2 separate regions of the Homo sapiens genome follow, and region 2 is linked to region 1. Evidence: chromatin contacts called from ENCODE Hi-C or POLR2A ChIA-PET data. All regions are on one chromosome and are shown on one strand. Each heading gives the region's core, a stretch centred on a gene start or an enhancer-like site at or near the end of the contact. The rest is flanking DNA. Distances are from core to core; before and after follow the strand shown.

The links. Hi-C counts contacts between places; a loop is a spot of excess contacts on that map. ChIA-PET counts read pairs that join two places held with the same protein, here RNA polymerase II (POLR2A). Pooled maps may share reads with other maps.
Region 2: a loop to region 1 is called in a map of naive thymus-derived CD4-positive, alpha-beta T cell, with 3 times the contacts of the local background. The contact joins the promoter of HCFC2 here to the promoter of CHST11 in region 1. A Hi-C loop is called at or near these places in 2 of 168 maps with a recorded cell type or tissue (Caco-2 and naive thymus-derived CD4-positive, alpha-beta T cell), 1 of 37 single-sample maps with no recorded cell type and 7 of 50 pooled maps. POLR2A ChIA-PET finds 5 or more read pairs at or near these places in 1 of 52 experiments (naive thymus-derived CD8-positive, alpha-beta T cell).

The regions. Positions count from the first base shown.
Region 1 is chr12:104,454,648-104,458,645 of GRCh38, forward strand. CHST11 (carbohydrate sulfotransferase 11) reads left to right here and starts at 2,301. Exons shown (of 3, transcript NM_018413.6): 1 at 2,301-2,882. The coding sequence starts at 2,765. RefSeq lists enhancers at 1,970-2,019, 2,040-2,119, 3,040-3,089 and silencers at 2,190-2,319, 2,400-2,569, 2,610-2,889, 3,480-3,619, 3,780-3,839.
Region 2 is chr12:104,062,375-104,066,372 of GRCh38, forward strand. HCFC2 (host cell factor C2) reads left to right here and starts at 2,157. Exons shown (of 15, transcript NM_013320.3): 1 at 2,157-2,349; 2 at 3,793-3,941. The coding sequence starts at 2,187. It also overlaps a transcript of GLT8D2 not described here. RefSeq lists an enhancer at 191-360, a cis regulatory region at 276 and silencers at 1,684-1,843, 1,853-2,022, 2,004-2,173, 2,394-2,533.

The sequences.
Region 1 (3,998 bases), core at 1,051-3,550:
TACTTGGCTAATATTTATTATATAGCATAAGATGTAACAAAATTTTCTTAGGCTAGGAATGGAAAGAAAGCAATGATTCTAACTGTAGTTGGGCAGTTTAGAGTGTGATGAAGGAGAAAACAGAATTTTTTCATCACCCCTCAATGTGCATAGAACAACAGAATCACAGACCATTACCACTGACCTTTGTCATAGATTTTAGAGGTGATCTAATCTAACTTCCTAGTCCAAGTAGGCATTACCTCTCTGCCTCTGACTTATTTGTACCTACTATGTACCAGTCATTGTGCTGGGCATTAGAAAGAGACAGAGATGAAGACAACTTGGATCTCCAGGAAGGAGTTCAGCCTAGTGGGTACAGTGGCCCAAAAGAGGTTTGGACCTAGTGCTCACAGCGCAGAGGAGGAAAGTTGCAATTTCAGGTGAGAAAACAGCAAAGACTTCTTGGGAGAGGTGGTAGCTTATGTGTCACAGCCTTAATCCTCACTGTGTTTGGGCAGGTTCCTGATTGTGGGAATGCAAGAATGGATGTTGGGCATGATTCACCATCCTCCCCCACCATGTGGGCCAACTCCATGATCTCTGTGACTCACAGGGAATTGGACTTCTGATCTCTTCCTTGACCCTGTGACTTCCCAAACTGCCTTGTGCATGTCCAGGCTTTGGGGCAGGTAACTGAAGTCTTTGGCCTATGAGGTGAGAGGTCACTTGGGTGACCTGGGAGTAAATCCCTTCCCCTCCCTGGCTCTGTAAAGCCAAGTGTTAAATGAGAGACTTATATTCCAGGCAAAGGCTTTGTGCAAATGCCCATCTAAGCCATGCCCTCTGCAAGGAATCCCCTTTCTTAGTGATGATGGTGGGGAGGTGGGGAGGGTGCAGTGCAACTCCCATTCCTGATCTCCTATCACCAGAGCAGAAGAATCACTGGAGAACGACTCTGTCTGAAGCTTGTTCAGCCTGGCTTCCTTGAGCAAGCAACTTATTCACAGGTAAGTCCAAATTAATACAGCGCACACCGGCTACATAAATATTGTGCTTTGATTGTCTTCTGTAATCAAAGGCAAGGCTGCTGAGTTTGTTACTTTCCCCACCATGCAACTGCTGGAGGAGAACTCTGGGGGAAGGGAACTGAGGTTGCCCAGGTGGTTTTTGTTGCATGTGTCTAACTGCAAGTTGTGTCTCTGTCTATCGAGGGGAGGATAAGGCCCATTACATTCAGATTCAATAAGAATTTATCAAATGCCTATTTTGTGAGAGGCATTGAAAGACACAGTATCTTATTTCATTTTTAATTGAATTAGTAATGACTTGATAAGGCACAAAGGTTAGTCTAACTAACATTTTTTTTTTCCCTGACATACGAGTGATCCCTACACTATTGGCTGTGTCCACTTTATTGATTGTGAAACAGCCTAAATGCATGGAATTGGAAACTGGAAGTCATTCTACACAATACAAGAAAGCAGCACCATCTTTCCATGTACCTGCCAGTGCTATGGCTGGCTTGGCTTTTCCAGCAGTTTTCTGGACTTGGTTGAGGTGGCTTCCTAGGGGCATTTTCTCACCCCCTCCCAGCTAAGACTGCTGTTAATTTTGAATAATTTGGAGGATGCTCTACCCTTTGGGGTAGCAGAGTTTTGCAACCCACAGATCCCTTTTGCCTTGAGGAATGGTGGTGATGGTGGGTGTCAGAGATTCTGTCTGTATAAGTCCCCGGGAAAGCTCAGCTGTCGCCTGACCCGAGGGTCGTGCAGTTTCCTTAACCCTGACTTTAAGTCAGCCCTCTTTAACCCCGACTCCCAAGCTGGGCTGTCCTTTGAAAGAAAAACGAAACCGCCCAGTTCTGAGCGTCGGAAAATGGGCACTCGCTCCCTGGGGGTTTGGGGCAACTTCCCCGCTACGTCGCCCAGGGATTTTAAATAATTGCCAGCCACCAGAAACCCCCTAACCCTTAATTCTTCCCTCCGAGACCCAGCCCGCTGCTTGCCACTTCCCTCTCCAAACGCTGGCGGGGGTGGGTGGCAGCACCGAGGCGATTTTCTTCGTCTTTTTTTCCTCCGGGTTTTGTCATGGAAACGCTGACACAACCTCCAGACGGCGGCCGAGCCCGGCCGGGGACTGAGGGCTTTTGGGACCCTGCGGGAGCGCGGCGCGCACACCGCACTCCCCGGGCAACAGCTGGACGCGACCATATCCCGGGTAGGGGCGGGGGGAGCGCGACGCTCCGCCCCGGCGCTAGGGTCCCTCCCTCCTCCCGGCTCTCCGCAGGCGCCCTCCCCTCGCCGGGGGCCGCGAGTTGCATTTGGTAAAACCCAGCCCCGGAATATATAGATCGTTGGAGCGCAATGAAGTAGCCTTTGGAGAGAAGGGAGAGGGCCCGTCGGACAGCCACAGCGGCCAGCGCAGCGGCAGCGGCGGCGGCACCACCATCACCGCTCGCACCCCAGCCGCCCGGCCCGCGACCAGGCAGCGGCGGCCGCCGGCGGGATCGGAGGAGGCGGCGGAGCGGCGAGGAGGAGGAGCAGGAGCGCGCAGCCAGCGGGTCCACGCATCTCAGCACTTCCAGACCAACTCCGGCACCTTCCACACCCCTGCCCGGGCTGGGGGCTCCGAGAGCGGCCGCGAAGCGACTCCGATCCTCCCTCTGAGCCTTGCTCAGCTCTGCCCCGCGCCTCCCGGGCTCCGGTCCGCGCGGCGGGGTCCCTGCTCCTGCGCCCCGGGCGCGCTTCCCGGACACCCCGGTCCCCGCAGCCAGGACAAAGCCATGAAGCCAGCGCTGCTGGAAGTGATGAGGATGAACAGAATCTGCCGGATGGTGCTGGCCACTTGCTTGGGATCCTTTATCCTGGTCATCTTCTATTTCCAAAGTATGTTGCACCCAGGTAGGGGGCGCGTTAGCGTGGTTTTGTTGGATATTTTCTTCTCTCTCGCGCTCTAGCTCGCTCCGCCTGATTTCTGCCTCTTCCAACCCTACCTCTCCGCCTTCGGCCTCTTCGGGGCTCCTGGCTGCCCAGAGCTCCTGGCTGCCCAGATCTACCCGGGTCACCGCGTCGGGATGGGGAGGAGAAGGGAAGGTGTGCTTCGCCCTCTTCTTCCTACCGGCTCCGGGCTGGAGGATGGGACCAGGAGGGGCGGTAGTTTTTTTTTTTTTTTTTTTCTTCTTCTTTTTTTCTTTGTGTCCCTTGTCTGTCTGTCTGCGAGGTAGCAGGGAAACGGAGAGGTGTGGGAAGCAACCGGGGGTGAGGGGCTGGTTTGAGGAGAACGAAACTCCCTCCCTGCTGCTGCCGAGGTCGGAGGATGAAAGAGTTACCCGGAGCCGGCTGCTCTGCGCCCGGGCGAGCCGCCTCTTCCTGGTTGCCGGGCCGGGGGCGAAGGGTGTACGCCCCGGCGAGGTTGCGAGTCCCTGCAGCAGGCTGGGAGCCCGGGACTGGGCTCCCACGTGTCCCGGGCTCCGCGCAGAGCTGAGCAGGTGTGGAGAGTGGTCGGGTGCCCAGCGTTGCCCCTCCACCACGCGCCGGCCGTTTGCCCCCGGGGTCCGGCTCCGCAGTGACCTTGCGGCTGGTGCCCCGGGGCCTGCTCCAGCCCCCAGCCCTGAGCTGGAAACTCCGAGCTCCTGGGTCACGCCTTGACCACTGCAGTTTTGGAGGAAACTTTGGCCAGGTCCTGGGCTGACCGTCCGTTTGCATCCCCCACTTCTGGGATCCGAGCAACGGGAATCCCCCGGGCGGCGTGGGAATGAACCCCATTCCTCCGGTCCCTTGTGGCTCAGGCAAAGTTCCACGTCCGAAATCTGGACTGGGGGAGGGACGAGGCTCGTCGCTTCCTAGGGGTGCGAGGGAAAGTTTGGGTTCTGGAGAGGGAGGGGCGCCCTCGAGCGCGGCGGCCGGGGGTGAGCAGCTCGGCTGCGAAGCCCAACAGGTAGAACGTTCCGAGAAGCCTTCCGGGTAACGCGGGTCTCCCCGCCAAGCCGTGGCTCCCCTGCTCCCTTTTACCCTCCC
Region 2 (3,998 bases), core at 907-3,406, 390 kb before region 1:
AGAATTCCTTTTTAAAACATAGAGAGTTATCTCTCAAAAAAAGCTTAGATAGATGAGAAGGTGGAGAAGCATGCTGAGGTTTAAGGGAGTTGGGTGAATGAGGCATATAAGAGAAATTGAAAATGGTAAAATAAGAGGAAAAAAGAGTTTTAGGAAATTTACTATACAGTGTCTGTGTTCTCCTTTGAGTACCTCTTGAGAATCTGAGGTAGGGATTTAAATTGCTTTCAATTTTTTCTTCCACTGGACTTGTATCTCTTATTTATCTCTCTTTAATAAAAATAGAGATGGGATCTCACCATCTTGACCGAGCTGGTCTCAAACTCCTGGGATCAGTGGATCCTTCTGTCTCAGCCTCCAAAAGTGCTGGGATTACAGGTGTGAGTCACCATGCCCAGTCCTTTTTCAATTAAAATTTTAAAAAATAACTTGTATTGTGGATATTTAAGATATACAATATGAAGTTGATATCATATAGACCAGGGGTCCCCAGTCCCCAGCAACCAGTCCTCGGCCTGTTCGGAACCCCCATGACCTTCCTGAGCTCTGCCTCCTGTCAGATCAACCGCGCATTAGATTCTCATAGGAGCTCGAACCCTACTGTGAACTGCCCATAGGAGGGATCTAAATTGTGTACTCCCTATGAGAATCTTATGCCTGATGATCTGAGGTGGAACAGTTTCATGCCAAAACCATAGCCCCCATCCCCTTGCCAAGTCCATACCACCCACTCCCCTGCCAAGTCCGTGGAAAAATTGTCTTCCATGAAACCGGTCCCTAGTGCCAAAAAGGTTGGGGACAGCTGAAACAGGCAGTCACAAGGTTACTATAGTGAAGCATATTAACATATCCATCATCTCATATAGTTACCACCAACCCTTTTTGTGTCTCTGTGGCAAGAGTGGCTAAAATCTACTCATTTGGCATGAATCCCATATGCAGTGCAGTTTTATTCCTAATGGACTTGTGTGATTATGTGTAGGACCAAATCACAGGGCAGCTAGGCCTTATTAAGTGTTGCATTGGCTGGGTGCGGTGGCTCATGCCTGTAGTTCCAGCACTTTGGGAGGCCAAGGCAGGAGGATCACTGGAGCCCAGGAGCTCGAGCTTGCAGTGAGCTCTGATCGCGCCACTGCATTCCGGCAACAGAGCCAGACCCTATCTAAAATAAATAAATAAAAATAAAGAGTTGCGTATGACTGCTACCAGAGGCAGTATGGTATAATGGTTGGATATGACTGCTATCAGAGGCAGTATGGTATATGATATAAGGGCTTGGGGGTTCTGGAATCAGAAGCCCTGTGTTGGAATCCTGGCCCCAGTCTTTTTTTTCAACACCTCTCCTTTGTGTCCATCAGAAAATTACCTTACTGCACTGTGCCTCATTTCCCCGTCCATGAAAGGGAGATAACAGGAGCCACCACACTGGATTGCTGGATGGATTACATGAGTTAATACACATGAGGCACTTAGGGCATGCCAGGCTGTGGACAGCCCTCACTTGTTAGCTAGCAATGAAACAGAAACCTAGAAAACCATCTCTCCTCTGCTTAAGCCAAACAAACCAAAAATACCTCTTGTGGCTCACGGTTCCCAAGCTTCCTGGCATGGCTCCGCACAAAGCTGCCTTCGGTTCGCCCGGCAGGCTTTGTAGCGACCTTCCCTGCCCGGGTCCCAGTCACGGTCGGGAGCAGCCGCCGTGGCCCGGGCTCGCGAGGCAGGCTCCCGCCCGCACCCTCCCGTGCGAGGTCCCCGCCCTGCGCTCCCAGCTCTTCGAACCTCTACCCGAGCTTCTCTCACGTTGCTTGTGAGACTGCCTCGCCCACACATCCTAGATGCTCAATTAAAGTGGACGTAAAGGAAGATGCTGTGGCTTCTTCCCAAAATACCGAACGGGAGGCTCTGGGTGGGGATGGGAGACGTGGTCAGTGGGAAGCGTCCTTCCACCCTAAGGTGCGTTGCTCCGGGTGGCCGCTGGCCAAGTCGCCTGGGGTGGGGGCGGGGCTCCCCTGTCAGGACCCCCCTTCCCCAGCGTCTCTCCACTGCCCGCGGGCCTCCAGCCTGGCCGCCGGCGCCCGCGGCCACGTGACCCCAGCACAGCTGGAGGCGGGTCCCCGCCCTCCCCAGGGAGCAGCCGGTTGAGGCGGGAGCGGTGCATTGTGGGCAGAGGGGCGGGGGTTGGGAAGATGGCGGCTCCCAGCCTCCTCAACTGGAGGCGAGTTTCTTCCTTCACGGGGCCGGTCCCCCGCGCCCGGCACGGACACCGAGCGGTGGCCATCCGGGAGCTGATGATCATCTTTGGAGGGGGAAATGAGGGCATCGCGGATGAGCTGCACGTCTACAACACGGGTAGGCGCGGCGGCGGCTCGTCGGCCCCGCCTGCTGGAGCTGCGGAGGGGGAGGGGAGGCGAGGCGGCGGCCGCGGCCCTGACAGCTGTCACCGCCCGGTCACTGCTTCCTTGGGCGGGCGGCGGGGAGCGCGGCTCAGCCGGGCAGCCCGGGTCCGGCAGCTCTGTCCCGGACCGCAGCTCAGGATCTCCGGGGCCCTTGGGGCGCAACGGACCCCGAGCGGGGCGCACCGGCCTTCAGGCGGGGGATCCCGGACGCCCCCACCCCAGCCCGACAGGCGGACGCAGGCGACAGAAGACCATGTCCAACCGCCTGGGCCACTCCCCGAAATCTCGCCTCTGTCAAAAAACAAAACCCACTCCAAACCAAAGTTCCTTAGGGCCTTTCCCGTCTTTGCCTGCCTTCCTTCCTTAGGAGGAAGACCATCTAGGGGGTGAGGAGGGAAAACGAGAGGCCTTCTGGCACTCTCGCCTCAAATACAACCCGGTGTTTGGCAGGTAACGGTCAAGAGCCCCTCCGTGAGCCGCGCTCTAAAGCGGCGGGGACGTGGTGAGGCGGCCTTGTGTCTGCATACTCGGTGTGGACGCCCTTCTGGACTGGCCCTCGGAAAGAGGACTGTCATAACTTGAGCACCACTGCAGATCACAAGTGCCCCTGGGCAGGGAGCCCCTATCTTTGAGGACCTCTGTGGAATAGAAAGGAAACTGGATTTAATTTTTTTTTCCCCTTGTAAATGCTCAGGCTGTCACAAGAAATCTGTTTGGTGTAAAGACAGTGATGGAATTTTGGGTCTACTTCATGACCGATAACTTTTCTTTGATCAAACAACTTAATCACAGGAATAATTTGAAGGTTAACAAAATAGTGGAGTCTGAGAAGTTTTATTTTTTTCACCCTCTCCTCCTCCCAGCGCCCCAGCATATGAAGGTAAAAAGTTACTGACACTTTGGTCTTAGTGTAAAATCCCTGGCTTTGGAACAAATTAGACCTGATTTGAATCTTGCTCTGCCGGTTGCCCAGGATCAGCGCTAAAGTTACCAAACCTTTTTAAGCCTCACAATTTTCAGTTGTAAAATAGAGATTTTTATACTCACCCAGCAGGGCGTTTTGTAAGAATTAAATGATACAGATCAGGGTTTTTCAACAGCAGCACTCTCGACCTTTTGGGCCAGGTAATTCTTTGTTGAGGTTGGGGGAAGCTGCCCTGTATTGCCCTGTACATTGTAAGATGTTTGGCAGCATCCCTGCCTCTACCTACTAGATGCCAGTAACAGCCCCCTCCAGTTGTGACAACTAAAAATGTCACCAGACATTACCAAATGTCTTCTGGGGGGCAGAATCATCCCCAGTTGAGACCCACTGATATTGATGATATATATTTGCTGATAGTATATGATAACCGTTGTTTGTTATAATCGGTTTTCATTTTATTTTGGCAACTAGCTACGAATCAGTGGTTTCTGCCAGCTGTTAGAGGAGATATCCCTCCAGGCTGTGCTGCCCATGGATTTGTCTGTGATGGTACCAGAATATTAGTATTTGGGGGAATGGTTGAATATGGAAGATACAGCAATGAGTTATATGAGTTACAAGTAAGTGTATTTAATATTGTTTCATTCTGAGGCTTTAATAATGATATTGTTCATAAT